Linked DNA regions of Homo sapiens: regions 2 and 3 are each linked to region 1. A link is a loop called in an ENCODE intact Hi-C map of the cell type or tissue named here. Cell type or tissue: A673. All regions are shown on one strand. Links, peaks and the distances in the headings refer to the core of each region. The heading gives the core; the rest is flanking DNA.

What was found. Hi-C counts contacts between places; a loop is a spot of excess contacts. Peaks named below come from ENCODE experiments on the same cell type or tissue, not always from the same donor. Only the 100,000 strongest peaks of a DNase experiment are listed, where the experiment ranks them.
Region 2: a loop joins it to region 1, with 9 times the contacts of the local background. A loop is called at or near these places in 87 of 110 quality-filtered maps.
Region 3: a loop joins it to region 1, with 12 times the contacts of the local background. A loop is called at or near these places in 18 of 110 quality-filtered maps.

Annotation. Positions count from the first base shown.
Region 1 is chr16:24,006,239-24,016,537 of GRCh38, reverse strand. The region is part of intron 3 of PRKCB (protein kinase C beta); the gene reads right to left. Among named protein-coding and RNA genes, the nearest start is that of PRKCB, 180 kb to the right of the region's middle. RefSeq lists enhancers at 1,788-1,857, 1,968-2,087 and a silencer at 5,783-5,832. In A673, for the core only: a CTCF peak has its summit at 5,858 (motif pointing right); a DNase peak (open chromatin) is centred at 5,897; H3K27ac peaks cover 2,238 bases.
Region 2 is chr16:23,797,626-23,808,119 of GRCh38, reverse strand. No RefSeq gene overlaps it. Among named protein-coding and RNA genes, the nearest start is that of PRKCB, 33 kb to the left of the region's middle. RefSeq lists a cis regulatory region at 4,216-4,622. In A673, for the core only: a CTCF peak has its summit at 6,537 (motif pointing left); a DNase peak (open chromatin) is centred at 6,529; H3K27ac peaks cover 427 bases.
Region 3 is chr16:23,871,247-23,881,740 of GRCh38, reverse strand. The region is part of intron 2 of PRKCB (protein kinase C beta); the gene reads right to left. Among named protein-coding and RNA genes, the nearest start is that of PRKCB, 41 kb to the right of the region's middle. In A673, for the core only: a CTCF peak has its summit at 4,432 (motif pointing left); a DNase peak (open chromatin) is centred at 4,430; H3K27ac peaks cover 2,500 bases.

The DNA of each region.
Region 1 (10,299 bases), core at 4,373-6,872:
TTTTATAACCAGACATTCTTGGCAAAGGGTATTTGATTATTTTCTTGGGTCTTCTTGGTAGACAACATTTGCCATCCATGTTAAGCGAGTCTTTTCTGCTTGGAGATTTATACCTGTTGTTTCAACGAGTGATCTTAGTTCATTAGCCAGGCCAGCAGCTCTTAGCCCGGGTATGCCAGCCTCTGTAGCATACCTGAAAATGTCTTCCAGAGATGTATTTCTAGCTTTCACCATGACCACCCAGGCCGCTGGGTGAAACTCACAGCCGTGGTGAGCCACGATTTTGATGGGGAATACTGTATTCTCAAAACGTTGGTTAAAAGCTGGGAAGAAATGGTGACCTTGGGCCAGCTCTCTTGATGTTATCCCTAGTTAACCTTAACTGTCTAGGAACAACAACCCTAGGGGGAGCTAGGATAATAACCCTAGCGGTAGTTATCCCTAGGGGATAACAATATTTGTTTTGTGAGGTTCTAGGGAATGAATTACCCACAACCTTTAAAACAGCTGCCTGACACAGAGCAGGCACTCAATAAGTACAAGCTATTATTATTAACTATTAATTATTAATTATCACTGCTCAGGGCATCCCTGTGCCTACTGAGTTGTGACTTTTCCCAATAAACCTTATATATATTTCCACTTCTTGGACTTCAGTCTTGATTTCCTGTGCCAATTCCTTCTACTACAGCTATAAGCCATTCACTTATTTAACCATTTAGTCACCAAATATTCGTTGAGTACCTTCCCTATGTCAGTCTAGTTGGGGAAAACAATAAAGAAGCATAAACCAATGTACACTTCCAACAGCTGCAAAGGAGACACTCAGTGCTTAGAGAATTTACAAGGAGAGTGTCGGCTGGATAGAGTCAGGAGGGCTTCCCTGAGAAAATGAAGTTTAAGCTGAAATCTTAAGGAATTAGAGGGTGTAACCAGGCGATGGCCACCTAGCTGGGGCTCTGCCCCATGGGAAGGGAGTAACTGCTCCACTGCATGAGGTTCAGAGTCAACCCAGGTAGACCTGGCTGACACCACCCCACCTCCACCTGCTGGCTTCAGGCTCTGCCTCAACCCCCGTGACCTGTTCCCAGCTTGGACCCCTCAGCCAAAAGACCCTAGCCCCACTGAGAGGGAGTTTAGCATGAGATCAGGGGTCAGATTCTATAGCTGGAATGTGCAAATTCAACACCAGCTCTGGTAATTTCCAGTCGTGCAGCCTCGAGCAAGCTACTTGAGTTATATAAGCCTTGATTTTCTCACCTGTAAAATGGAGAGAAGAGCTGTCACATGGAGAGAAATGACAGTGCTGGAGCAGACACTTCAAGGCCAGACTGTCTGAGATTGACTCCCAACTCAATGACCTCCCAGCTGTGTGACTTTGGACAGGTTACCCAACCTCTCTGAGCTTCAGGGTCCTCATCTTTAAAATGGAAATAAGGCCAGGCGCGGCAGTTCACACCTGTAATCCCAGCATTTTGGGAGGCCAAGGCGGGCGGATCACTTGAGGCCAGGAGTTCGAGACCAGCCTGGCCAACATGGTAAAACCCCATCTCTTCTAAAAATACAAAAATTAGCTAGCTGGGCATGGTGGCGGGTGCCTGTAGTCCCAGCTACTTGGGAGGAAGTTGAGGCAGGAGAATTGCTCGAACCCAGGAGGTGGAGGTTGCAGTGAGCCGAGATCATGCCATTGCACTCCAGCCTGGGTGACAAGAGCAAGACTCTGTCTTAAATAAATAAATAAAAGGAAATAATAATCACACTAAATCCTCATAGGATTATGAGAATTTAATGGATTAATATTTGTAAAAGACTCAGCACAGTGCCTGGCACATCATATATACACTATGCAAGTGTTTGCTGAATATAATGAGCCTGCTTTCTAGATGTGTACAGATTAATGAAATCACAATGATGATGCTTAGCTTGGCACAGTGACTGGCATGTAGTATCCATATGACAAATGTTAGCTTAGAATAAAAATGACATCTGTGATCTTGGGCAAGTCACTGCCATGGTCTGGTCTCAGTTCCTCCTTCTGAAAACAAAGGGGTTAGGCTTGGTATTCCCCAGGGGGCCTTCGAGTTCTGGTGGAGGCTGTTCACAGAGTGAGCCCCACCTCTTCCTGTGCAGGCCGGGTTGTGCATTCATTGCTCAGGGTGTACAGTAGTTTCAGGGAATAGTCACATGGCAACGGATCACACCCACATTATAAATAAATCCTCCATCACCCACAAAACCACACCCATCTCCTCCCCTCCCCACCCCTCTCCCCCTGCAGTGCCGTAAGCCAACTAAGGGAAGTGGTCTGAGCACCCCTTTTTGCTAAGTGGGGGGTCCCGTAAATGCAAGATCACAACATAAGATTATTCAACTTGCAAAGCCGCTGCCAGCTTGGTTTCCAGGTGCAGCCCTGGATGCCCAGCTTCCTGACAGCACCCTCTGTCACAGAAGCTCTCAGCACACCCAAGTCTGCATTTCAGAAGAGCAGAAAGATCCTCTGTATAGAAGGACACGGTGAGTTTGTGAATTACAGAGGAGCCTCCCATTCCTGCAAAGGATGCTGCTGGAGCAAATGCCTGCCAGGTGGCCATCTGCACCGGGGACTCTGCACACAGCAAGTCCAGGCAGGCTCTGATCCTCATGACCGCTAGAAACAATGACCCTGAACCAGCAGGCCCGCATAGACAAGGGCCCTAACTGAGGAAGGTGAATTCTGTGCAGGCCAACTCTGATGTCTATACTTTTTTTTTTTTTTTGCAATTCCACATCTCACCTTTCATCTTTTACCAAGAACCTCACTAGGACGCCACTCTGCTGAACAGACAGGTATTGAAGAGCTATTATGTTCATGCAGCATCCTAGGTGTGGAGTGATCAAACAACGGATGCCAACCCCACCTTCAGGGATTTACAGATCCCAGCAGGGGGTAATAATTACTAGTGCAGTAACAGCTACCACATACAGCACTCACCATGTGCCAGGCACTGTTCCAAGCGCCTTACATATTATGAACTAATTTGATCCTCAACGACCATGTAAAACAGGTTTTTGACTATTCCTATTTTATAGGGGAGAAAACTGAGACACAGAGAAGTTAAGTAACTCGCCCAAGGTCACACAGCTAGTGATTCATTTTTATCCAGAATCTGGGTTCTTTGTCACCATGTAAGTAAATATTAGGTTGGTGCAGAAGTAACTGTGCTTTTGCCATTATTTTTAATTACTTTTAACTAATTACTATTGCACCATTATTTACAATAGCAAAAACCGCAATTACTTTTGCACCAACCTAATATTTAGATGTCCCTAAGATATGTGACAGCAAGAAGAGGTATGTGGTGTGCTGAGTACAAAATATTGGAAATGGGCCTGGTCAGGGAGGTCAGGAAGGGCTTCCCTGAGGAAGTGATGCTTGAGCTGCAGTCTAGAGGACCAGCGTGAGTTGACCAGGGCCCTTAACCCTGCATGCAACTGAGAGGTTCTGAATCAATCAGAGATTTGGACTTAGTTGGTCTGGAATGGGTGCAGACACTGCATTCAGTTAAAAAGCCCTGCAGAAGATTCTACAATGCAACTAGAATTGAGACCCACTGAACTCACAGGGAAGAAGAGAGAGAAGAGTATCTCAGCCAAGGGAGAAGTATGTGCAAATGCCTGGTGGCAGGATGAACAGAGGAGTGAACGAAGGTACTCAGAGTGGTCAAGCAAAGGCTGGAGGGACCCTGACGCCAGAGCACGCAGGGCCTCATGAGTAGGACAATCATATCCTGTATCTTCCAACAGGGACTCTTGTGAGGATGACAAGGGCACCAGCCTTGTGGTACGCTGACACAACAGAACAAACCAATTTGGTTTATAGGCAAGCTTGGCAGAGGAGGACGTATGTCCACCCTGCTTCGCAGCCACTTCAAAGAGTATTTACTTTGTCCCAAGAACAATGGGAAGCCATTGACATGTTTTCAACAAAGAGGATGACATGATCACATTTGGTTTTTAGAAAGGTGTGGAAAGGGTAGGCCAGTGAGACAGAGAGGAAGCAGGGAGACAGGACCAGAGGCTACTTGTCCAGAGAGGGTTAGTGGAGTTGAACAAGGGTCCTCTCAGTGAGGATGGGACATGGTGGCTAAGAGCAGGCTCTAGAGCCAAACTCAAATCCAGACTCTGCTTATTAGTTATGTGACCTGGCAAGTCAGTTCACTTCTCTGGGCCTCAGTTTCCTCCTCTATAAAATAGGTGTTAAAAAAGCATCTTTCTCATAGGGTGAGGATTAAATGAGTTAGCATATATCAATCACTTAGAACAGCACGTGGCATATGATAGGTGCTACATACATGTCAGCTATAATTATTTAGGAGGCACTATAGGATTTGGCCATGGAGAGAAAATGAGGGTGAAGGAATGTCTGGGAACACAGAGCAAGATGCCCCAAGAATTGATCACTGCTCAGTGGAATTTGGGAGATTCACAGTTAAGGAGTGAAAAGGATCAAAGACAGAAAGTTTCATGAGGAAAGGCTGAGATGCAGCATTAAGGAGTGAAGCCAGGACCTAAAGACCAACACTGAAGGCAAAGCAGGTTCAGGCCTCTGGGTCAAGCAAACATTTCTATGATATGCTAGGCACTGTTTTAACCTCTTTGCATAGGTTAACTTATTTAATACTCACCCTAAGAAGTAGTATATTATCATCTTCACCTTGTAAATGAAGAAACAGGAACAGAGAGGTCAAGTGACTTATTTAAAGTGCACAGCTAAGGTGGGACACAATGGTTCATGCCTGTAATCCCAGCACTTTGGGAGGCTAAGACCCATCCGGGCAACATAGCAAGACCCCATCTCTACAAAAAAATTTAAAATTAGCCAGGTGTGGTGGTGTATGCCTGTGGTCCTAACCACTCAGGAGGCTGAGGTGGGAGGATCACTTGATCCCAGGAATTGGAGGCTGCAGTGAGCTATGATTGCACCACTGAACTCTGGCCCCAACAACAGAGTGAGATCCTGTCTCAAACAAAACAAAATAAAACAAAACAAAACAATGAAAACAATGATACACAGCTAGTAGGTACCAGAGCCAAGATTGGAGCCCAGGCAGGCTAGTTCCAAAGTCCACACTCTTTATTAACTTGCAAGGCCACAAACCTGAGCCTATGCATTTCACTCTGCTCTCATCCACAAACTACCCCTGAAAGTATCAGAAGGAATTGTTTAAAAATGGGATAAAATCTATTTCAGCCCAGAAACCAGGGAAAGGTACCAAGCAAATGCCAGAAATGCTTTTCAATAGATAGAAACAGTGAGACTGGAATTGTGGGAAGGACGACCTGGCCCAGTCCTTCTTACCCTACCTCCAATTTAAAAAAAAATAGAGTGGTGGCTGGGCATGGTGGCTTATGCCTGAGTAGTCCCAGCACTTTGGGAGGCCAAGGTGGGAGGATTGCTTGAGCCCAAGAGTTTGAGACCAGCCTGGGCAACATGATGAAACCCCATCTCTACAAAAAAATTAAAAAATCAACCAGGCGTAGCGGCACATGCCTGTAGCCCCAGCTACTTGGGAGACTGAGGCAGGAGGATCACTTAAGCCTGGGAAGCAGAGGCTGCAGTGAGCCGTGATGGTACCATTGCACTCGTAGGCAACACAGTGAGACCTTGTATCAAAAAGAAAAAAAAAATCGAGTGGCAAGGTCTGACTGAGGGAGTAGGTAATTGACCAAATATAAGTGAAGGTGAGTCTAACAGGAGCCTATGAAGTCACTGGCAGCAGCAGGCACTTGAGCAATATTTAAAATGATGAATCTTCCTCCCAAAACCTGCAGGAGAAGCAAGTGGCTTCCAGGCTCACCTGCAGATCTCACTGGACACGAAGAGGGTGCTAAAGGACAGCAGGGGGCGCTATAGCCACTGACTCCTAACTAAGGATATGTCCCAGCCAATTTAGAGCTCAGACACCAAGAGAGAAAAAAGACTTCTGCATTCTTTTAAAGCTCCCTGCCTTGGACTATTGCACACTCTCTACTCTCCAAAGAAAGCCCATTTGACTAAATTTACATTTTCCCTTCTCCCCTCCGATGTGGGGTGGGGGAGACCTTCCACTGACAGTCCCCACCTACGAATGCAGAAGTTGTAAACCGGAGGTTCACAGAAGGAATCCAGTCCAAAAATGTGTTTAAAATACACCACAGTTGTAATTCTTGAATTCTCTGTCAAAATCTAAATTTAGGGGATTTCAGATTTCTCTGGAAAAAAATGGGAAAACTTAGACCTTCATCCTTTAAACAGCAGGAATTAGGAAACGGAGCTGAGTGCCGCTGCCCCTTTCAGATAGGGTGTTCAATGGGCCAATGGGACATGCCTGTGGTCACACACGTCACTCATTCACCCACCTGCCTGGCCCCTGCTGGCTCTGAAGCTGGACATCCTGATGAACAGGATGCTATGTGTCCTTTCAATATCATGTGGCCACACACACACACATATGAAAGAAACCAGCCAGACACAAGAGATGGTCTACTCTATAATTCTGTTTTTTGGTTTTTGTTTGAGATGGAGTCTTGCTCTGTTACCCAGGCTGGAGTGCAGTAGCATGATCTCGGCTCACCGCAACCTCAAGCGATTCTCCTGCCTCAGCCTCCTGAGTAGCTGGGATTACAGATACAAAAACCATCATGCCAGGCTAGTTTTTGTATTTTCAGCAGGGACGGGGTTCTGCCATGTTGGTCAGGCTGGTCTCAAACTCCTGACCTCAAGTGATCCCCCCTACCTCGGCCTCCCAAAGTGCTGGGATTACAGATGTGAGCCACCGGGCCCAGCCTAGTTTTGTTTTTTAAGTGCTCAAAAGCAGGCAAACTGTTTTCCATAGTATCTGCAACATTTTGTATTCCTGCCAACAGTGTACAAGGGTTCCAATCTCTCCATATCTTTGCTAACACTTGTCTTTTTTAAAAAAAAAAATAGGCCGGGCGTGGTGGCTCCCACCTGTAATCCCAGCACTCTGGGAGGCTGAGGCAGCAGAATCACTTGAACCCGGGAGGTGGAGGTTGCAGTGAGCCAGGATCACGCCATTGCACTCCAGCCTGGGCAACAGAGCAAGACTCCATCTCAAAAAAAAAAAAAAAATAGTCATCCTAACAAGTGTGAGATAATATCTCATTGTGGTTTTGATTTGCATTTGCCTAGTGATTAGTGATGTTTAGCTTTTTAAATTTTCATATGCCTTTTGGTCATTTGTATGTCTTCCTCGGACAACTGCCTATTCAAGTCCTTAGCCCGTGTGAAGGTTCCTCAAAACATTAAAAATAGAACTACCATATGATTCAGCACCCTCACCTCTGGGTATTTACCCAAAAGAATTGAAATTAACATCCTGAAGAAATGTTAGCAGTTCCATGTTCATTGCAGCACTCTTCACAACAGCTAAACGTGGAAGCAATCTAGGTGTCCACTGACGAACAAATGGATAAGGAAAATGTGTTTATGCATATGATGGAATATTTTTCAGCCCCCCAAAAAGAAGGAAGTTCTGCAATGAGACAACATAGATGAACCCTGAGGACATTATGGTAAATGAAAAACACTAGTCACAGGAAAACAAATACTAGATGATTCCACTTACGTAAAGTAACAAAAATAGTCAAATTGATAGAAAATCAGAGTGAAAGGGTGGTGGCTACAGCCTGGAAGAAGGGCAAAATGGGGAATTACTTACCAATGGGCATCAAGTTTCAGTCAAGCATGATGAATAAGCCCCAGAGATCTGCTGTCTCGTACTGCATCCATCATCAACAATGATGCATTTTACACTTAAAACTTTGTTAAGAGGATAGATTTCATGTTACGTGTTCTTTCCAAAATAAAATAAAATAGATCACTGGGGGTGGGGGGAAAAGCAGCCAAAGGATTGCTGGTCTGGTAGTGGTTATTTTGATGGATGGGGAGGGACGTGTAGAGATTAGAAGGAGCAAAGAAGGGCTTCTGGGGCTCTGCTTACAAAGAAAAATTCACTGTGTGAGAATTCATCAAGCTGGACACTTTTCCCGTACAATAAACAGTTGTCAAAAACTGTGTGACCAGTCCAGACTAAAACCAGCACCCTTGATTCCAAATTCTAAACTCCTAGAAGAGGCCAATTTGATCCTGTTTGGGAGAGATGTCCACACGCATCTGGACCAAATCAGGCCAAGGCTGTAGGGTCACAGACCTTTGGCAGTGCATATCTGGAAAGGCAGCTCTCAGGGAAGAAAGCTGCCTGCTTCAGGACCATTTGTGCAGGTACACAGGGTTGAGGTCTACCAGGCAGTTTGAGGTACTAGGTAAGAGCATAGCCCCACGGGCCAGAGGGCCTAGAGCTGGACCTCTCACAAGTGACCTTGAGCAAGTCATTTAGTCTCTGAGTACCTCAGTTTCCTCATCTGTGAAATGGAATTATAACAATGATAACCTATCTCACAGGGTGTAATGAAGAATGAAGAATTATTATATGTAAAGTGTTTAGGACAGAATTATATCTATAAATGCTGGCTCTTAGTTTTTTTTTTTTGAAAAAGAATACCAAGACATCCTAGAATCCTAGACCACTGGAGGTGGGGGAGCCCTCATGAGGGCATGAACCTCATGAACACAAAAGAGCAGAGACAGAAAGAAGACTAGGAAACGTGAGGTCTCTTGAGTCCAGAACCAGGGCCTTTCACATCCTTTCTGGCTGCCTATCTCCAAGGCCATCTGCCTTTTGATTTCTCCATTTGCCCCCAGGCCTGCAGGCTCCAGAAATTACGGTCTTCTGGGAAATTGTGAGGCTGGTCCTGCCTCCCAACTAGGAGAAGCCACAATAATTTATAGATGGGACGCATCAGCTTCATTCAAGTCCCAGCAGCTCGCCTCTCTGTGCACGGTTGGTTTCTGTTCTCTGGCCTTCCAGCATCATGGATTTGCTTCTTCCTCCACAGCATGCAGCTCTGTGTCTTCGTGACAGTGAGGGACAAAGGGATGTTTGGAAGCAATTCATTCTGACCTTTACAAGCGGGTTCTGCATTGCAGAAGCAGTCAGCCCGTGGCAAATGAGAGCAGAAGAATCATGCAGAATTCACTTGACAATCAAGAGAACTGCATTTTATCACATTACCATCATTTTATCAGCCCCTCTCTCCAACCAGCCCATGGGAGATGCCTTTCCATTTTGCAGAAAGCAAGATAAATGCATGCAATTCCAAAAATAAGGATGGACTTTTGAAATGCACAATCTAAGACTTGAAAGGATCATTTGTGGCAATAATATTAACTAGCATGTCCTATGTGCCAGTTACGGCATGAAGCTCTTACCATCTAGGTTAACTCATTTAATCCTCACGTGGACCCTATGAGGTGGGTGCCATTTTATCCTCTTTTTATAGATGAGGAAACTGAAGCAGGGAGGTTAGGTAACTAGCCCAAGATTATCAGCTAGTTAGTGGCCAAACTGGAATTCAAACTCAGTCATTCTGGTTTCAGAGCTTTTATACATATTGCCTTACACTGGCTTCTAAACCCAGCTATCCATCAGAATTACCCAAGAACTTTTTAACACATGGATTCCCAGGTCCTGATCTCTATCTCTTCAGGTGAAGCCTGTCATCCAATCTCTCTGCAATCTGCAATGTAGCATTTAGAAATTGTAGCAAACACGTTGTTCCAATTGGCGCAACATCTGTGCCTTCTTCCCCCTCCCCACCCCCTGCTCCCCGTATCAGTACTTCGATTCTCCTTTGAAAAGCCATCCTACCCCCACAGCGTTTAGTCTTTGAAAGAACATTTTAAAAGCCCGACCCAAGAGTTTGTTAGGCAACTTGAGCTCGGCCAGATAATCTCTCTCCTTCTGGAATTTGAATTTAGGCTGAATGTAACACAAGAACCAAAATCAGATAGAACTGGTCTGGTTGTTCAAGTTTTCTTTCAACGCTCTGAAGGATGCCACATCTTTTCCAATGAATTCCTTTCCAACTTATGTTAACCAAAGATGGTTTCTGTTGCATGCAACAAAACAACAAAAGCTAGTAGAACCACCAACATGGTAGAAACCCACATCTACCACAGCTATGCCCTCTACAGCATGCCTGGCAATTGAGCTTTACTATCCTCGGATGGGGAGCTAATATTATTATGTAGCAACCAGTTGGTCAGTATGGGCTGTTCTTCGTTAGCCTGCACAGATGGACCTCAGTCCTACTTCTCCTTTAGAACTGCACCACAAAAATTCTGTACAAGAGCTCTTTGGACATTTGATGACAGTGTAACCTCTGAGCTAGAGAGGCCAATCCTCGAGTATCTCCAGA
Region 2 (10,494 bases), core at 5,020-7,519, 210 kb after region 1:
CCTTGCCTCAGGTGATCTTCCCGCCTGGGCCTCCCAAAATGCTGGGATTACAAGCATGAGCCACTGTGCCCAGCACGGTTTCATTTTGTATTGGGCTTTTATGTAGCTGGTTCTAGTCCTGAGGCAAACAGGAAATGGAAAGTATTTACTTGGGATTTACCTCAGCCCACTTTCCAGATCATCAGGCCCCTGGAATTTGAGTGGCTTTCTTGCCTGCACCCCATCCATCTTGGATAGAGACCATTAAGAAAATAGAAGCAGGCCAGGCGCTGTGGCTCACACCTGTAATCTCAGCACTTTGGGAGGCTGAGGCAAGTGGATCACCTGAGGTCAGGAGTTCGAGACCAGCCTGGGCAACAGGAGATTTTGTCTCTACTAAAAATACAAAAATTAGCCAGGCGTGGTGGTGGGTGCCTATAGTCTCAGCTACTTGGGAGGCTGAGGCAGGAGAATCACTTGAACCTAGGAGGCAGAAGTTGCAGTGAGCCAAGATCATACCACTGCACTACAGCCTGGGTGACAGAGTGAGACTGTCTCAAGAAAAAAAAAAAAAGAAGAAGAAGAAAATAGAAGGTATTATGGAGTGTCTAGCTTAGCATGTTATCTCCTTCACATTGCAGGTAACCTTTAAACAGATGTGAAGGCTGAAGAGTTAGCTAGGCTAAAAGTGAGGGAAAATATTGCAGGCAAAGGGAAGGGCAGAGGCAAAAACGTGGAGACAAGAGAAAGGAGGGCACATTTGGGGAACTCATTGGTCAAACTTTCTGTTATTAGAGACAGTGCTAGGCTGTCAAGGATACTGACCACAAGGGATGTTCCCAGCTAAGCTGGAAAGAGCTGGAGGGTTAACCAAAGTGGTAGGAGGCAGACAGGGTGTCTAGACCCACACAGTCACTTTCTACTAAGGTCCTTGTCACTTCCCCTCACCAGCTTGTTCCACCTGGTTGGCCAGAATTTGGCCCAAGGCAACAGTTCCTCTAGATACTTCCTTTACCATCTGAAAGACAAAAATGTCAGCAATAAAAATGAACAGGATCTCAGAGTTCAGTTACCCAAGACTTTCTGTGAGTATCCATGTCATTGAACCCCTAAATAAGATAAAAGTGGTATTTCAAATAAGTGGGGGCGAAAATGGATTCATCAACAGAGGGCATCAGTATTACTGAATACTTAAGTAGTTTTTAATTTTATTAGGATAAATTCATGGGAGTGGGATTATTAAATAGAATAATATGAACAATTGTATGGCTTATGTTTGCCTTATTGTATTCCCAAAGAGCTGTAACATTTTATAGCATCACCACTTGGGCAGGGGTATTACCTGTTGTTGCTAATTTAGTAAGTAGAAGAGAGAGATCAAAGTTTCTCTAATTTGTGTTTGTGTAATTTATCTGTATACTTTCTTCATTTATATAAATAAATGTCTTCACTTTGGGAGGCTGAGGCGGGCAGATCACCTGAGGTCAGGAGTTCGAGACAAGCCTGGCCAACATGGTAAAACCCCGTCCCTACTAAAAATACAAAAATTAGTTGGATGTGGTGGCTCACATCTGTAGTCCCAGCTACTAGGGAGGCTGAGGCACTAGAATCACTTGAACCCGGGAGGCGGAGGTTGCGGTGAGCTGAGTTCACAGCCTGGGCGACAAGAGTGAAACTCCATCTCAAAAAAAAAAAAAAAAAAAAAACCAGCTTCAGCTTCTGGCCAGGTGTGGTGGCTCATGTCTGTAATCCCAGAACTTTGGGAGGCCAAAGCAGGCAGATCACTTGAGGCCAGGAGTTTGAGACCAGCCTGGCCAACATAACTAAACCCTGTCTCTACTAAAACAAAAAATACAAAAATTAGCCAGGTGTGGTGACACATGCCTGTAATCCCAGCTACTCAGGAGGATGAGGCAGGAGAATAGCTTGAGCCTGGAAGCCGAGATCGAACCACTGCACTCCAGCCTGGGTGACAGAGTGAGACCCTGTCTTAAAAAAAAAAAAAAATCCAGCTTCACACATTGTTGGTGTGAGCATAAACTGGTACAACTTCTTTGGAAGGAGATTCTGAAATAGCTATCAAAAATTAGAAATGAGGAAGAAAAAAAAATCCTTTGACCCAGGAACTCTAGTTTTGAGAATTTATCCTAGACATAAGCTGGAATCTGAGTAAAGATATTTGCTCAAAGTTATTTCTTTTGACATTATTAATAGTAGCAAAAGATGAGAAACAATGTTTCCCACTCAATGGGAGAGTGTTTGTTATATTACAGAACTTCCACAGAAGAATGCTACACAGCCATTTTTTTAAATGAGGTAGATTTTTATGGGCTCTGACATTAAGCAATTTACAAGTTGTAGCACTGGGGACATAAAAGTCTGTAGGTGACATACCCACTTGTGTAAAAAGAATGGAGGATGATATCCAGAGTTAGAGATTGAGATAGAGACACACACATAGAGACACTACAAAGATCATATCACAAGGAATTTACATAAGAGAACATTAATTGTAATTGTTTCTTGGGTGAAAGTAAGAGAGAAATTAGGTGTTCATTGTATACATTTTGTTACTCTGAATTTTACGATGTTATTTTTCTAGAAAATATTCAAATAAAAAATATTAGGAGAGCCGGGAGTGGTGGTTCATGCCTGTAATTCCAGCACTTTGGGAGGCAGAGACGGGAGGATCATTTAAGTCCAGGAGTTCAAAACCAGCCTAGGCAATATAGTGAGACCTCATCTCTACCAAAAATTATAAAATTGGCCAGACATGGTGGTGCAAGCCTGTCACCCCAGCTACTTAGGAGGTTGAAGTGGGAAAATTGCTTGAGCCCGGGAGGTTGAGGATGCAGCAAGTCAAGATTGTGCCACTGCACTCCAGCCTGGGTTACAGAGTGAGACCCTGTTTCAAAAAAAAAAAAAAGAAAGGAATTTTTAAAAAACATTTTTTTAAAATTTCCTTTCCTTTTTTTTCTCCCAGGTTCAAGTGATTCTCCTGCCTCAGCCTCCTGAGTAGCTGGGATTACAGGCATGAGCTACTGTGCCCGGCCAGAAAAAAATTTTTAAAAAGAAAAATATTTCCAGGTGCAGTGGCTCATGCCTGTAATCCCAGCACTTTGGGAGGCCGAGGCAGGCAGATCACCTGAGGTTAGGAGCTCCAGACCAGCTGGCCAACATGGGGAAACCCGTCTCTACTAAAAATACAAAAATTAGCCAGACGTGGTGGCACATGCCTGTAATCTCAGCTACTCAGAAGGCTGAGACAGGAGAATCGTTTGAACCTGGGGGGCGGAGGTTGCAGTGAGCCAAGATTGCACCACTGCACTCCAGCCTGGGCAACAGAGCAAGACCTCACTTAAAAAAAATTATATATATATATATACACACGTATATATATATACACACGTATATATATGTATATATATACGTGTGTATATATATATACGTGTATATATATGTGTATATATATACAAGTGTATATATATATACGTGTATATATATATATATACGTGTATATATATATATATGAGAGATGCCCAAGGGGGGAAAATAAAGTAAAACTCATGCATAATCCTAATTTATAGAAAATTATACAAAGTAAGACATAAAATCCCCCCGGGCTAATCACTGATAAATATTGCCTTCAAGTGCTTCCAGAATTGTTTCTGGGTTTACCCAAATGTAATTGAATAACATTTTGACTTTAATTTATGGATTTTTATACACTTTTCCTCTCCCCACTGTCTTTCCCCCAGCCAAGCAAGCAGAAAGTCAACTTTGAAAGTCCTAGTCTCTGAGGGGGTTTGTGGCAGGTCTGAAAAGCACAATAATCTCCAAGATGTCTTGGCTTTTGCCCTAAAAATCTAAGCCCATAGGAGAATGCAGAGGGTTTGTGGAAGAGCTAGAAAGAATGGAGGGATGTTTGCAGAAGTAAATGGCACTGAACAAAAGGAAGATGGTCATTTTATATTTTGTAACCGATACGAGATGTATTCCTGTCATTGGTATGTATGATTCCCCAAACACTGTTGCAAGGAACTAAGCAGGAGTGTTAGGATTCTGGGAGGTATTTACAAAATCAAATCTGTAAAGAAGGAGAGAGGGATAGAGGAGGAAGAGAGGGGTAGAGGAGAAGAAGGAAGAGGAAAGGAGAATTTAAAACCCAGCTAGTATGCCAAAAATGAGCTAAACTGAGGAGCTGAGTAATAAAACGATCAGATAAGAAAAAGAAAGTTCTGAACGAGATGAGACACAGCTTCCATTTAGTGCAAAGGACATGAAGAGGCAATTCACATGGCTTATAGACACGGGAGAAACCACTCGATCTCACACACAATTAAGGAGATGCACATTGAAACAATAATGAGATACCATTGTCTCCTATGGGACTGGCAAACAGGAGGTGGAGTCTGGCCTGTGAGCACCTCTGTGCACATCAGAAAGCAGCACCCCCTTCTGGGAGGATGTGCCTCGTGCCGGTGACCCGGGCGAGTTCTGGATTTCAGTCCTACTCCCTCGCAGCCTGGGTTTCCAAACAAGCTTAGAACCCTCTGCCAAATTATTAAAGGGTTGAGAGTTTAGAAGGAGATGTTTAGAAGGAGACAGAAAAACACTCTCCCACTCCTCAGAAAACGTTTTCTTGTTTTAACTCTGGCGTTCACACTATAATTCTAAATAATATGATTGTGCTTCTGTGTTTTGATTGATCAACTTAAAACCATATTGTCTCCATTGAAAAGAGCGAAATTTAGTTCAGCCTTATTATCCCCTTTTCCCTTGTTTCTACATCAGTTTTGTTTGATATTATTGTGGGTAAATTCCTGCGGTCACTGAATAAATATTTATTGAGAACCTCCACCTCTTTTCTGGGTGCTGGTTGTTCTAATGACTTTATTATTTATAACTTTTTAATTGCCTGCATGGCTTTAAATAATATACTTAATCATTTATTTTTTCTATTCTTATTCATATAAATTCAGGGTTTTTTTTGTTTTGTGCTTTTGCAAGTAATAGAAACTAACTACGACTGGCTTAAAAGGCATTGTAAAAAGAAAGATTATGGGATGGATACTGGGTATATTAACAGAATCCAAGGAAGGGCTGAACAACCAGGGCTTAGCAGGGCCAGCAACCAGGGCAGCTGCAGAAACTCAGCAGCAGGAATGTGCAAACTTCCTCCTAAGGGGCCACTTTTACATCTCTCATGTCAAAACCCTAAGCTCTGCTTCAGCTAGGGGTATAAGGTCATGTGGTATAGATACGGCTGCTGCTGCTGAGACCATTGCACAAAAAGGCAGATTAATTTTTTATTTGTTTTTTAGAGACAAGGTCTGGCTTTGTTGCCCAGGCTGGAGGGCAGTGGCATGATCATAGCTCACTGCAGCCTCAAACTACAGGACTCGAGTGATCCTCCCAATTCAGCCTCCCAAGTAGCCGAGACTACAGGCGTGCACCACCATGTCTGGCTAATTTTTTAATTTTTTTTTTTTTTTTTTTTAGAGACAGGGTCTTTCTATGTTACCCAGGCTGGTCTCAAACTCTTGGACTCAAGAGATCCTCCTGCCTTGGCTTCCCAAAGTGCTGGGGTTACAGGCTTGAACCACCGCACCCGGCAAGATTAATTATTGGATGACCATCTCTAGAATTGTGCCTATGACACAAATGTTCGTTGTTTTTTCATCAGAAGCTTGCTGAGTGAGAATGGGTTCAGGATCTGTTTGGAGAAAAAGCAGATAACACATCTCCCATCACATCCATGACAGAGTCCCTCTCTGGAAATCAGACTGCCTGTACCCCTGGTGTTTGGCTCTCTCTCCCTCAGAAAACATGGAAGTTTATTTGCACTCAATCGTCTGGGTCGATCCTCTCTCTCTCTCTTTTTTTTTTTTTTTTTTTTTTGTTTTTTGTTTTTTGTTTTTTTGTTTTTAATGTGGTCTTTGCTTTGGTAGACCAAACCTACAGACAATCTCTACAGAGGGAACTGCCAGAAAGTCCACCTCCTGGCCAGGCACAGTGGCTCACACCTGTAATCCCAACACTTTGGGAGGCCGAGGTGGGTGGATCATGAGGTCAGGAGTTCGAGACCAGCCTGGCCAACATGGTGAAATCCCGTCTCTACTAAAAAGACAAAAATTAGCCACGTGTGGTGGCAGACGCCTGTAATCCCAGCTGCTTGGGAGGCTGAGGCAGGAGAATCGCTTTAACCCAGGAGACCGAGGTTGCAGTGAGCCAAGATAGCGCCACTGCACTCTAGCCTGGGGGACAGAGCAAGACTCCGTCAGAAAGAAAGAAAGAAAGATAGAAAGAGAGAAAGAGAGAAAGGAAAGAAGGAAAGAAGGGAAGGGAAGGGAAGGGGGGGGGAGGGGAGGGGAGGGAAGACGGGAGGGGAGGGGAGGGGAGGGGAGGGGAGGGGAGGGGAGGGGAGGGAAGGGAAGGGAAGGGAAGGGAAGGGAAGGGAAGGGAAGGGAAGGGAAAAGTCCACCTCCTGCCTTGTGTGTTATTTTCCTGCCTGTGCACGAAAGCCCAGGTCTGCCCCCTGGTGGAAGCCACCAGACAACCTCAAGGAGGAAATTACTGCACTGCCCAGAAGGCGAAATGCCAGTTTCAGAGAGATACATGCCAATGCTTAGCCTAGAGCCTGGCACAGGCTAAGCACTATATACAGGGGTTCGCTCAAAAAAGAAAATAGATAGATCCTGTTCGTTTAAATGCATTGGCCTTAGGGTCACACCTACCTGAGTTCAAATTCCAGCTCTGCTACCTACGAGTTTTGAAACTTTGACATGTGTTTGGGTTTCTTAGGGCTGCCTTAACAAAGTCACACAAACTGGGTGGTTTTTAAAAAATGAGCTGAGCCAGTCGGTCGCTGTGGTTCACGCCTGTAATCCCAGTACTTTGGGAGGCCAAAGCAGGCCAATCACTTGAGATCGGGAGTTCAAAACCAGCCTGGCCAATGTGGAGAAACTTGATCTCTACTAAAAATACAAAAATTAGCCAGGCGTCGTGGAGGGCACCTGGAATCTCAGCTACTTGAGAGGCTGAGGCAGGAGAATCGCTTGAGCCCAGGAGGCAGAGGTGGCAGTGGGCTGAGATTGCACCACTGCACTCCAGCCTGGGCGACAGAGGGAGACCCCATTTCAAAAAAAAAAAAAAGAGCTAGGCACAGTGGCTCACACCTGTAATCCCAGTGCTTTGGGAATTGGAGGCAGGAGGATCACTTGAGCCCAGGAATTCAAGACCAGCCTGGGCAACATAGCAAGACCCTATCTCTACAAAATAAATAAATAAATAAATAATAAAGTATGTTTCAGTTTTGGAGGCAAGAAATCTGAAATCAAGGTGTCGGCCAGGCCATGCCTTCTCTGAAACCTGCAGGGGACTCCTTTGCTTCTTCCCAGTTTCTGGTGGTTTCCAGCAATCTCTCCATGGCTGCAGATGTATCACTCCAATCTTCCATCTTCACATGGCCTTCTTTCTGTGTCTCTTATGACATCTTCCTCCTATGCCTGTCTATTTTGTGTCCACATCGCCCCTTTTTATAAGCACACCAGTTGTATTGGATTATGGCCCACCTTACTCCTGTACAGCCTCATCTTAACTAATTACCTCAATGACTCTATTTCCAAATTAAGCTCACATCTGGGGTACTGGAGGATAAGAAGGACATCAACATATCTTTTTCTGGGCACACAATGCAATTCAACAGCATAGTCTTTCACCTCCTAAGCCTTCATTTAGTCAAGTGTAAAATGAAAATAATTATAGCCAGCTCATAGGATTGAAATTTTCTGACATAGAAAGACATTTGAGGCCAGGCACGGTGGCTCATACCTGTAATCCCAGCACTTTGGGAGGCCAATGCAGGCAGATCATGAGGTCAGGAGTTTGAGACCAGCCTGGTCAACATGGCAAAAGCCAGTCTCTACTAAAAATACAAAAATTAGCAGGGTGCCGTGGTACACACCTGTAGTCCCAGCTACTTGGGAGGCTGAGGCATGAGAACCGCTTGAGCCCAGGAGGCGGAGGTTGCAGTGAGCCAAGATTGCACCACTGCACTCCAGCCTGGAAGACAGAACGAGACTCCGTCTCAAAAAAAAAAAAAAAAAAAAAAAAAAGACATTTGAGATATGTCACTCAGACTAATAGGAAGTTTCAGAGTAAAATACATGCCATGAAATGCCAGTACAGAGTCCATTTCCCAATGTGTTTGGATATGGACAAAAAATTTCTGGAAGGGTATACAAGAAATGTATGAGTGTTATCTCTGGGGAATTGCAGCGGTGAGATTGGAGGGAAAGGGGAGGAAGGGCTTGGTCTTTCCCCTTAGGCCCCTTTGGTTCTGCTTGAATTGCTTTTACAGAGACACATTTTATTTTCATAATTTAATAAAAAGAAAAGGAAATAAACCACAATAACGTCTGCCTCATTGGGTTGTTGTGAGGATGAAATAAATGTGGAATGGAAGCCACGCAGCACAATAAGTGCTTGGTGAGTGGTGACGGTGGGCATTCTCATGGCAATTTTCACTGAAACATCAATTTTAGTAGAGAGAAACTGGAAACAACCTAATTGTCCAACTAATGGAAAAGATTTATTCAGGAAATTATAGTACATGCACTTCATATATTAGTAAGCGGCATTAAAAATGATATTGGCCAAAAGTCTGTAATAATAATAAGCAAAACTGTTCACAATATAATGGAAATGGGAAAGTAAAAAGAAAACAGAACACAAAATATCAAGCTTTGTAGCATGGTTTGTTTTTGTTTTTGTTTTTCATTTTTTATTCCTGTTGCCCAGGCTGGAGTGCAATGGCACGATCTCGGCTCACTGCAACCTCCACCTTCTGGGTTCAAGCGATTCTCCTGCCTCAGCCTCCTGAGTAGCTGGGATTACAGGCATGTGCCACCACACCCAGCTAATATTTGTATTTTCAGCAGAGATGGGTTTCACTATGGTGGCCAGGCTGGTCTTGAACTCCCAGCCTCAAGTGATCTGCCCACCTCAACCCCCCAAAGAACTGGGATTACAGGCTTGAGCCATGGCACCCAGCCTATGGCTTTAAAAATAATGTAAAATAAACATAATCAATAAAGGAAGCGGCTTTGTTAGTGTAGCAGAAATATGAGCGATTTATTTTTCTTCTTTTTTTTCTTGTACTTGTACTTTCTACATTTTCTTTAAGGACATGCCCTACTTTTACAATGAGAGAAAATTATTATTGGAAGGAAAAAAAGATTAAATGTGACATTATTTCCCCTTTAGAAATATTTCGTATCCTGGTGAACAATTACCCTCCCACTTTACAGAAATCCTCATTTCCAGAGATATCACTTCTGAGAAGCAACGTTTTCAAATCTGCAAGGATCATCCCTCGAGCCACTACACCTTTCCCAACATTTCCTTCTTTCCTCTAGTTCTTCCAACTCTATTTTAAACTGTTAAGGTCACACACAGTGGCTCACACCTGTAATACCAACACTTCGGGAAACTGAGGCAGGAGAATTGCTTGAACTCAGGAGTTCAAGACCAGCCTAAGCAACACAGCAAGACCCTGTCTCTACCCAAAAAAAAAAAAAAAAAAAAAATTAATCCACTGTGATGGGGTACATCTGTAGTCACAGTTACTTGGAAGGTTGAGAATTGCTTGAACCCAAGAGTTCAAGGCTGCAGTAAGCTATGATTGCACTCCAGCCTGGAAGACAGACCAAGGCCCTGTCTCTAAAATAATAATAATCTTTTAAATATCCCCTTTCCAGAATGTTCCAGAGTGTCTCTCTTTTTTTTAGACAGAGTCTCACTCTGTCGCCCAGGCTGGAGTGCAATGGCACCCACTCTCTTGGCTCACTGCAACCTCCACATCTCGGGTTCCAGCGATTCTCCTGCCTCAGCCTCCCAAGTAGCTGGGACTACAGGCATGTGCCACCACGTCTTACCAATTTTTTGTATTTTTAATAGAGACAGGGTTTCACCATGTTGGTCAGGCTAGTCTCGAACTCCTGTCCTCAAATGACCCACCTGCCTCGGCCTCCCAAAATGCTGGGACTACATGCGTGAGCCACTGCGCCCAGCCATGTTCCAGAGCCTCTTTTCTTTCTTTGACCCAGGAGCACTTGTATTGAGTGAATGTGAGAGACTGAGAGACAGAGTCCATTTCCCAAGCTGGATTTTCCATGTGGATGGCAGGCAACTGGTCACACAACCTTGATGTTCCTGGTGATCTAGGTATTCTCCAAACTAACCCATAGCTGTCTACTTCTTGAGTTATTATTTGAGATCAAAAACGTCCTTATTGTTGGAAATCAAGAAGCATCCTTTGCTTCCCTCGGTAGTTTACTGAATCCTGAAGAGCGTCCATCTTTCTTTAGCCCCTGACCACATTTTTGCATCTCTTGTGACTGCTGCTAAGACAGAGTTCTCCCAGGGGTAGCTCCTCAGGGCCCTCTCAAATGGGAGCTTTCACTAGAAATAACTCCCAGTTCCAGGCCCTTAAGGCCAGAGAGAACTCAAGTG
Region 3 (10,494 bases), core at 3,217-5,716, 130 kb after region 1:
AAATGATACTGTACACTTAAAAAAATAGTTAAGATGGTAAATTTTATGTTATGTGTTTTTTACCATGATTTTAAAATTTTGTAATTATTTTTTAAAAATCAAGTTTTCACTTATCCCAAGGAATAGAATGGAAAACTGTGGCTAAATAGTCTAAAAGGAATAAAATATTTTTTTAAAAAACGGGAATGGGCCAGGGTGCAGTGGCTCACGCCTGTAATCCCAGCACTTTGGGAGGCCAAGGTGAGTGGATCACTTGAGGCTAGGAGTTCAAGACCAGCCTGGGCAACATGATGAAACCCCGTCTCTCCTAAAAATACAAAATTAGCTGGGTGTGGTGGTGAGTGCCTGTAATCCCAACTACTTGGGAGGCTGAGGCGGGAGAATTGCTTGAACCTGGGAGGCAAATGTAGCAGTGAACCAAGACCGCGCCACCGCACTTCAGCCTGGGCAACAGAGCGAGACTCTGTCTCAAAAAAAAAAAAAAAAACTGGGAAAAGAGAGAAAAGGAGTCAACACAGGGCCCTGTCAATGCTCTGCCCATTCTTTGTCTTTCATCTTGGGAAGATGGACACAGAGACTCATGGGCCTGGGCCCCCAGGAGCATCACAGAGTGAAGAGGAGAGGCAAACATTCCCTTTAACCTCACTGCTGAAAACTTCTAGAAGTCTGCTCTCAGGACATAATTAGGAATGCCAGCAAAAGGTGTTTCATCAGAGCACTGCTTGTAACAGTGAGAAATGGAAAATACCCCCATGACCATCCGGAGGGCACCTGTTAAAGATCGTCAAGCCAAGCAGTGGAGACTACAGAACCATACAAAAAAAAAGATCGTAAAATGTGAATTGAAAAGCAGATAGTCTCTTATGTCATCTTGACCCCATTTGTGTGTGTTTGAGGAGACAGAGACAGAGAGACATGGGTAGATAGCAAGGTATTAACATTTCTGCTTGATAAGATTATTTTCTTTCTCTGCATCTTGTTGTAATGTTCTATAATGAAGATGTATTGCTTCTGAAATAAGAAAAAAAAATGTTTTAGCGAAGAAAATATGGCAGGAAAAAATATTCAGAAGGAAACCCTAGGGGATCCCAGAGAAAATTCTAGTACCCTACTTCATTTTCTAAGAGTAAAATTATAGCACAGAAAGAACCCCCAGTAACAAATAGAAAATACAAAGCTTGAGTTATATAATTCAGAAAGGCCTGCAGAGGCTGTCAGACACCCACAGAGACCCAAACAGACCTTTTGGAGCTCAAACCAGGGCAGAGAAAATACACAAAAACTAATAGAACCCATCCCGGGATTAAAAATTAAACGTGCAGAATCACAGAGACAAAGGCATATGTGAGAAGGAGGGGGAGAAGGAGGCAGGAAGCAATGTTCACTCCTCTTTCAGGTGCTAGTGTGGGCCTTGTGTGTGTGGTGGGGGGATTCTCAAAGCTCATTTTCCCCACTGTTCTAGGGAGCCCCTATAATTAAGCTAATACTAGGAGGAAAGAGCCCTTCTATTTAGCTGTCATCTGTGTGAGCACAAGAGGTGAGTCAGGCATCTCCTGCAGCAGAATGGAAAAGACCCAGGAGCCTGCCAGCTGACCTAGCTTCTACCATGCTGCCTGGCTTAGGGGTGGGGATTCGATTCCCCCAGAGTACTACTGAGTCTAAGGACAAATAATATTAATACACTTTCAGAGCATGTCTTGTGTACCAGGAACTTTCCTAAACACTATAAACATACTCACTCGATTTTCACAACAATCCTATGAGATCGGTGTTTTTATTAATCCCATTTTGCAGACAAGAAAACTGAGGCACAGAGAGGTTAAGACTTGCCCAAGGTCACAGAGTTTAAAAAACAGCAGAGCTAGGATTCGAACTCAGGAAGCTATGGCCCAAGAGCCTATGCTCTGAACTACTATGCTGCTGTCTTAGAAAGCTAAAGGACCAGGGCACCGGGCTCAGTGGCTCACGCCTATAATCCCAACACTTTGAAAGGTCGAGGCGGGCGGATCACTTGAGGTCAGGAGCTCGAGACCAGCCTAGCCAACATGGTGAAACCCCGTCTCTACTAAAAATACAAAACTTAGCCAGGCATGGTGGTGCATGCCTGTAATCCCAGCTACTCGGGAGGCCTAGGCTGGAGAATCACTTGAACTGGGGAGGCGGAGGTTGCAGTGAGCTGAGATCATGCTTCTGCACTCCTGGCAACAGTGGGGCTCCGTCTCAAAAAAAAAAAAAAAAAAAAAAAAAAAAAAAAAAAAGGATAGCTAAAGGACCAACAACAAAGGTTTATTCCCAGATTACTATGACATCTGTTTGCAGGAGATTCATGTCAAGGAGAAGGTGCCTGGAAAACCTCAAGGTTGAGTATTGCTGAACTTCATCCTAGGCTATGAAAACAGCCCAGACTTACTAAAGAAAACCACTTTCCCACTCCCATATCTCCTACTGCTTCAGTGCCCAGCTCTCAGCATTCTCTACTTCCTGTGTGCCCACAAAACATGAAAACCAGCTCTCAGCAGGAGCTACACTGCACTCAACCACTACACTGCCTCTTTTTTTTTTTGAGATGGAGTCTCATTCTGTCGCCCAGGCTGGAGTGCAGTGACACGCTCTCAGCTCACTGCAACCTCCGCGTCCCAAGTTCAAGTGATTCTCCTGCCTCAACCTCCTGAGTAGCTGGGATTACAGGCGCGTGCCACCACGCCCCACTGATTTTTTTGTATTTTTAGTAGAGACGGGGTTTCACCATGTTGGCCAGCCTGGTCTTGAACTCCTAACCTCAAGTAATCCACCCACCCCAGCCTCCCAAAGTGCTAGGATTACAGCATGAACCACCACCACACCCAGCCAACACTACATTGCCTCTTAAGGACGCAGGCTGTGCACCCAGAATGACAAAGCCTCCTCTACACTCCCTGGCTGCAAGACCTGCAGAGAGCTGTTTACCTCCATTCCCCCATCTGTTAACTAGAGCTAATAACAGGGGTTATAGTCAATCCTCATTATTTGCAAATTCACCTCTTGCTAAAATTTATTTATAACCGCCAAATCCATACTCAAGGTTCTTTCATGATCACTCACGGACATGTACGGAGTGGCAAAATATTTGAGTCAGCCAACATGTGTTCCCAGCTGAGGATGAACAAAACCATGTTCTACCTTCAGACTTCAGCTCTCATGCTGTAAACAAGCATTCTCTCTGTGGTATATTAGCAGCATGCTTTTTCCCATTTTTCTGCTTTTTGAGGGTGACGTTGCTGTAAAATGGTCCCATAGGGTAATGGTGAAGTGCTATCTGGTGTTCCTAAGTGCAAGGAGTCCGAGATGTGTCATGCGTGTGTTATATAAGCTTTGATCAGGCACGAGTTGGAGTGCTGTTGGCAGTGAGTTAGATGTTAATGAGTCAACAATATATATTAAGGTGTCTTTAAACAGAAACACACACAGAATAAGCTTACGGGTTGATCAGTGGATGAAAATGCTGTGACCAAAGGCTCACAGGAACCCAACTTTGTATTTCACCTAGGAACAATGGTTCAGTGTTTATTAATTCAGTGTTTGCAGTGACTTTACAGAACATAACTACTGTGAATGACAAGAAGTGACAGGCCGGGTGCGGTGGCTCACGCCTGTAATTACAGCACTTTGGGAGGCCCAGGTGGGTGGATCACCTGAGGTCAGGAGTTCAAGACCGGCCTGGCCAACGTGGTGAAACCCCATCTCTACTAAAAATGCAAAAATTAGCCAGGAGTGGTGGTGCATGCCTGTAGTCCCAACTACTCAGGAGGCTGAGGCATGAGAATCACCTGACCCTGGGAGGCGGAGGTTGCGGTGAGCCGAGATCATGCCACTGCACTCCAGTGTGGATGACGGAGTGAGACTCTGTTTTGAAAAAAAGGAAAAAAAAAAAAAGAAGTGACTGCACCTCAGAGTACTGTCAGTCTTAAATAAGCTGATACCACTAAGGCACTTAGGATACTGCTTTGACACATACTAAGTGTGATGTAGCCATTCTCCATTACCATTTACACAGATTTTTAGCTTAAAGACTGAAATGAAATCAGTGAGAACATGGGGACTCACACAGAACAACTAACTTTCCTGAGTTGAGTGGCCCAGACAAATGCACAGAAAGAGAGTTTTGACAGTGCGGCATGCCATTGGTGATGAGCTCAGAGTGAATAAGTGGCTTCAGGTTGAGGCCGACTTTTGGGAACACCCATGGGCTTTACCTGCTCAGAATCTACTCTTGGGGAGTCTTATATGGGATTGTAGAGGGGTCAACAAGTCAGAGATGGTCGTGTGACTCAAGGCAGGACAATCAGAAGCTCCTTCCCCAGACTTAGCACCTTTTTAAGAAAAGATTCTCTCTATTCTCTCTAAAATTTAGCATTTGTTTTTTAAGAGACAGGGTCTCCCTCTGCTGCCCAGGCTGGGGTGCAGCAGTGCCATCATAGCTCACTGCAGTCTTGAGCTCCTGGGCTTAAGTGATCCTTCTGCCTCAGCCTCCACATAGCTGGGACTACAGGCACTGTGCCTGGCTACTGTTTTTTTTTAAGGACAGGGTCTCACTATGTTACCCAGGTGGGAAATTTGCATCTTTTACAGAGTTATTCACCCCATCTCTGGTGTCCTGAAGGAAACAGTCATTAGTCCCTGCTTCCTAGATCCCTAGAATTCATTTGGTTTCAGGACTTTCTAAAGCCTGGTTCTTCATCTTTTCCTTCACATCTCTGTCCATCCCTCCCCCCCCATATCCTTCTAACAAATTCTTTTTTGCTTACATTAATCAGAGTTCATTTATGTTACTTGCAACCAAAGGATTCTAACTAAAGGATTTTCAAAGGATATGTTTCCTTCATCCACCCTTCCCTGTCACTTAGGTCTCAGAAAAAAAGAAAATTCCAGTGTTAACCACTTTCTCCAGCTGAACATTGTTTTGAGTAGTGGTATTTTGAAGGGACAGAGCAGAACAAATACATCAGTGAAGCACTCAGATGTCCTTAAATTAGTTCAACTCTTCTGGCCCAGATGAATTGCATTCCAGGGCTCCAAGAGATCTCACCAGTGAGATCACCAAACCACACTGCCTAGGATCCCAGAAGAATCCTGGAGAAAGAGAAACGCAGAGAGGTACGCAAATGTCATTTTTTTTTTTCAAAAAGAAAAAGAAACCGTGGCTTCTGCAGACAAAAGAACCAGCATAAGGAGATGGAGACATATCGGACTAACCCCATTTCCTTTTTAGTGTGTGTTTTGTTTTGTCCTTGGACAGTTGCTAATCTGGTGGACGGGGGAAGTGTGATGTGGAATATATCCCTGGAGTTTAACAAAGCATTCCTCAATGTTGCCTGTGATAGTCTTTTGGGAATGACGGAAAATATGCTGTCTTCTCAGAGTTTGGTGGATTAGTGACAAGTTAAACTTCCACAGCCACATGGTACTACTTAATACAATTTGTCTTTGTGGCACTTACAAGTAAAATTACGTATATAATTGTTCCATATCTGGCTTCCCTGGTAGGCTGTGGGATCTGTGAGTGAGTGGTTGGAATCTGTCTTGGTCACCATTATATCCCACACCTCGCATTGTGCAGAGCACATAGACAGGGGTCCAAAAAATGACTGCATGCGTGTGTAAATGAGTTGATCAATCAATGAATATATGTCAACCTTAAAGGGACCTCTAAAAGAGTGGCAAACATAAACGCCTATGGGGCCCGGCCAGTCACATAAAATGAGGCATATAGCATGACTAGGGGAGCCCATATCCACCCCAAAAAGTCAGCTACTTCTCAGTTCTAGCCCTGGTGCCATGAAGGAATGCAGACTTGGGCTGTCAGTTACGACACTTTTTCAAAAGATACCTAATACTGGTATTTCGTTATGAAATATCCTACTTTTAAATATGGGTCATGCATATATATATATGATATACACACATATATGTGTGATATACACACATATATGTGTGATATACATACATATATGTGTGATATACATACATATATATGTGTGATATACATACATATATATGTGTGATATACATACATATATGTGTGTGATATACATACATATATATGTGTGATATACATACATATATGTGTGATATACATACATATATGTGTGTGATATACATACATATGTGTGTGATATACATATGTGTTTGATATACACATGTGTGTGATATACATACATATGTGTGTGATATACACATATGTGTGTGATATACATCATATATATATATATATATATATATATCTTTTTAGTTGAAGCAAAACATGTCTAGGAAGGGAAATTCAATCCTTGGACACCCGCTGGTAAGCTCTGCTAAAAAGGGTCCCTGGGTCTTCCTCCTCAGTCTTGTCTCATCCAGTATTTTTTTTATCATAAGACACAGAGAGGCTGGGCATGGTGGTTCACGCTTGTAATCCCAGCACTTTGGGAGACTGAGCTGGGAGGATTACTTGAGCTCAGGAGTTCAAGACCAGCCTGGGCAACATAGTGAGACCTCATCTCTACTAAAATTCAAAAAAATTAGCCAGGTGTGGTGGCACGTGCTTGTAGTCCCAACCACTTGTGGGGGCTGAGGCAGGAGGATCGCTTAAGCCCAGGAAGTCGAGGTTGCATTGAGTCCTGATCGTGCTACCACACTCCAGCCTGGGCAACAGAGCAAGACCCCGTCTCAAAAAAAAAAAAAAAAAGGACATAGAGAAAGGATCAAATGAGTTGAATTCAAAAACAACACATGGCTGAAAAGATGGGTGATCAGGCTGGAAGACAGATGTAGGACCTTAAACATAAGTAACAGAATGGATTTAACATGAGCAAGTATTAAGGTCCAGAAACCCAATTTACAAGTCCAGGAACACAAGTTAGATTAAGAGGTTTTCAGATTAAGTATTTGTGAATCACTTAAGGATTTCATCAGATGAAAAGCTCAGTGAGTCAGCAGTCTGAGAGGGCTGCCAAAATAGTTGATGATTTTAGATTAATTGAAGTGCATTATCTACATCAGTGATTACACATTGGTGGCCCACATTTTGTTTGGCCTGCAAGTTGGTTTTTAGTTTTTTAAAAATAATGAACTTACCAACACTTCACAATTAGGAAAGCTCCCATAAATATACTCATTTCCTGCCTCTCTTGGGGCAAAACAAAAAAAAAAAAAAAGAGAGAAGAATCTGGTGATGCTAGGCCTGTGTGGGTACACCAAAAAATAAGTATGTTTCAAAATATTACATACTTATTTGTATGCTTATAAAAACTCTTAAGGTTTCATTTACAGGCATTTCTTATATCTAGGACGTTTCACACATCTAAGACAGTTGCCTGGCCCCTGTAGGAATTTGAATTTGTAACCCCAAATCTAGAACATGAGATGTGATGGTTCATCTCTACTCAGTGATAGGCAGAATCTAGCTGACACGTTACATGGGATTTCAGAATTTGTGTTTTATAAGGCACACGGACTAGGTGGAAGTTTGTGGACAGGTGAAAGAACTTTTAGCTCATCCATAGAACAAAATCCTACGCTGCCGTTTTTTCAAATGTCTATCTCTTCTGACACGGAAAGACAGACATTGTTAATGAAATCAGAAAGCTGTACAACTGAATATTTAGCCTAATACTATTTTAGTAAATACATGTGTACGTGGGTGTAGGTGTGTATTTTTTATAAGCATAGACAAGCAATTTTCCCTTCCAACTTTGAAATTCAAGGGTTCTGTGAGATTTCCACATTCTTGACAGCCAAATATAAGATCGGGAAGTGACCGAGTGATTTACAGAGGCAGGAGGCAAGAATCTAGTATCATTAGAGGTAAATGTGCTAAAGGGTATTTTAAAAATAATAATTTTCATGAGACTGAGTAGGAGTGTATATTTGAAAACCTTGAAAAGCAGGATGAAGAGTGGGACCCAGAAGCAGATATACTGACAGTGGCTAATTCTAGCTGACATCTCTTAAGGTCTCAGCTCATGCCTGGCAGACTTTCCTGAAACTGCTCCTCTCACCTGCAAGGGTGGAGCCCAGCTATAGCATCTTCCATGTCCCTATCCACTGGCTTCTGACTCAATGAAGGGCAATCAGATTATCCCAGAAGTTTGGAATTAGACTTAAGAAATGCTATCTGTCCCAGTTGGGAAGTAAGTGTGAAGTATGGCCAGAAAGCACATGGTTGACCCATTGCAAACACAGGCCAAGAAAGACCATCAACAGAAAAAGGAGAAAGTCAGACCTGCAGGAACCAAAGAAGAACCAGAAAACCCATGGTCCAAAAACAAAGAGAAGCTGAAATCGCACAGCTGCCTGCATTCCCGATAAGTCTTCCATTTTTCTTTTTTTCTTTTTTCTCTCTTTTTTTTTTTTGACAGAGTTTCACTCCATCGCCCAGGCTGGAGTGCAATGGCACGATTTCGGCTCACTGCAACCTCCACCTCCCAGGCTCAAGCAATTCTCCTGCCTCAGTCTCCTCCCAAGTAGCTGGGATTACAGGCGCCCACCACCACACTCAGCTAACTTTTTTTTTCTTTTTTTTTTTTTTTTTTTTGTGTGTGTGTGTGTGTGTGTTTTTAGTAGAGACGGGGTTTAGCCACGTTGGCCAGCCTGGTCTTGGACTCCTGACCTCAGTTGATCCACCCACCTCGACCTCCCAAAATGCTGGGATTACAGGCATCCGCTACCACACCCAGCTAATTTTTTTTTTATTTTTTATTTTATTTTTAGTAGAGTCGGGGTTTCACCATGTTGGTCAGGCTGGTCTTGAACTCCTAACCTCAGATGATCTGCCCGCCTCGACCTCCCAAAGTGCTGGGATTACAGGCATGAGACACCACGCCGGGCCAAGTCTTCCGTTTTTCTAACCAGTTGCTCCTGAAGCCCAGCTGAAGTTCCTGCTCTTCAATCACACATGATAACCTCCAATAATAATAATAATAATAATGGCAGCAGGAGCTCCTACTCAGAGATGCTCACCATCTGCTCAGCAATCAGTGCTTTCCATACACAAAATTTAGTTTTCCTGACAACCCTGTGAGGTAGTTCATATTTTTACACTTTGCTCTATTTTTGTAGGTGAAAAACTGAGGCACAAAGAGGTTAAGTAACTTCCCAAAAGTGACCCAACTAGGAAGTGGCAGAGCCAGAATCTGAACCCAAACAGGATACCTCCAGAGACCTTATATTTAACTTTTATTTATTAATTTTTTCTTGTTTTTTAGATAAAGGGTCTTGCTCTGTCATCCAGGCTGGAGTGCAGTGGCACAATCATAGTTCACTGCAGCTTCCAACTCCTGAGCTCAAGCGATCCTCCCACCACAGCCCCCCGAGTAGGTAGGACTACAGGTGCACACGACCGCACCAGCTAATATTTTTAAAAATTTTTTGTAAAGACGAAGTCTTGCTATGTTGCCCAGACTGACATTTAACTATTAACTATTCCACTTCTTGGTCTAAGTTGGCCTAAGTGAATTTCCACAACTTGTGACTCCAACAGAGAGACATGGAGAAGCCACATGGACTCAGGGAAAAGCAGCCACCTGGAAGTGCTGTAACAGGAACGCTGCCAGTTCTTCCTGCTAAGTTGGCCAGCAAGAGACCATTTCTTGGAACTGGGGTGGCTGCTGGCACCAAGGCCTGCAGTCACAAGAAGAGCCGTGGCAAAGCCACTCAGGCCTTGATGTAGCATGTTCTTGACAATTATGTGTGTTGAGCACCCCCTGAGTGCCAGCCACCATTCTGGGAGCTGGAGAAGTAACAGAGAACAAGACAGGCAAGGACCCCGCTCTCCCAAAGCTTACATTCTAGAAAAGGAAGTCAAACTAATATTTTAAACAGTTACAGATGCTATGAAAAGATTTAAAAAAAAAAAAAAAAAAAAAACCTGTATAACTTTGGGAGGCTGAGAGGCTGAGTTGGGCAGATTGCCTGAGGTCAGGAGTTCGAAACCAGCCAGACCAACATGATGAAACCCTGTCTCTACTAAAAATACAAAAATTAGCCAGGCATGGTGGCACATGCCTGTAATCACAACTACTCGGGTGGCTGAAACCAGAGAATCACCTGAACCCAGGAGGCACAGGTTGCAGTGAGCCGAGATTGTGCCCCTGCACTTCATCCTGGGCAACACAGTGAGACTCCGTCTCAAAAAAAAAGAAAAGATAAAAAAAACAAGGTGATGGGATTAGAGAATGCTGGAAGGGTAGTCAGGGAAGGCTCAAAGAGGTGATACTGGAGCTAAAATGAAAATGATGGGAAGGATCCGACTAATGCCATGATCCTGGGGAAGAGAGACAGAGGGGGACAGGGGCAGGAACGAGCTTAGAGAAGTCAAAGAAGAGAGAGAAGGCAGAGTGCCTGGAGCACACATTCATTCCACGGTCTCTGCTGGGCAGGCAAATCCTTCACGGGCCAGGCATGTGGAGAGAAAGATGACTATGATTCAGCCCATTGGCTCATATAACTGACAGGCTGGTGAAGGAGCCAGCATGGCAG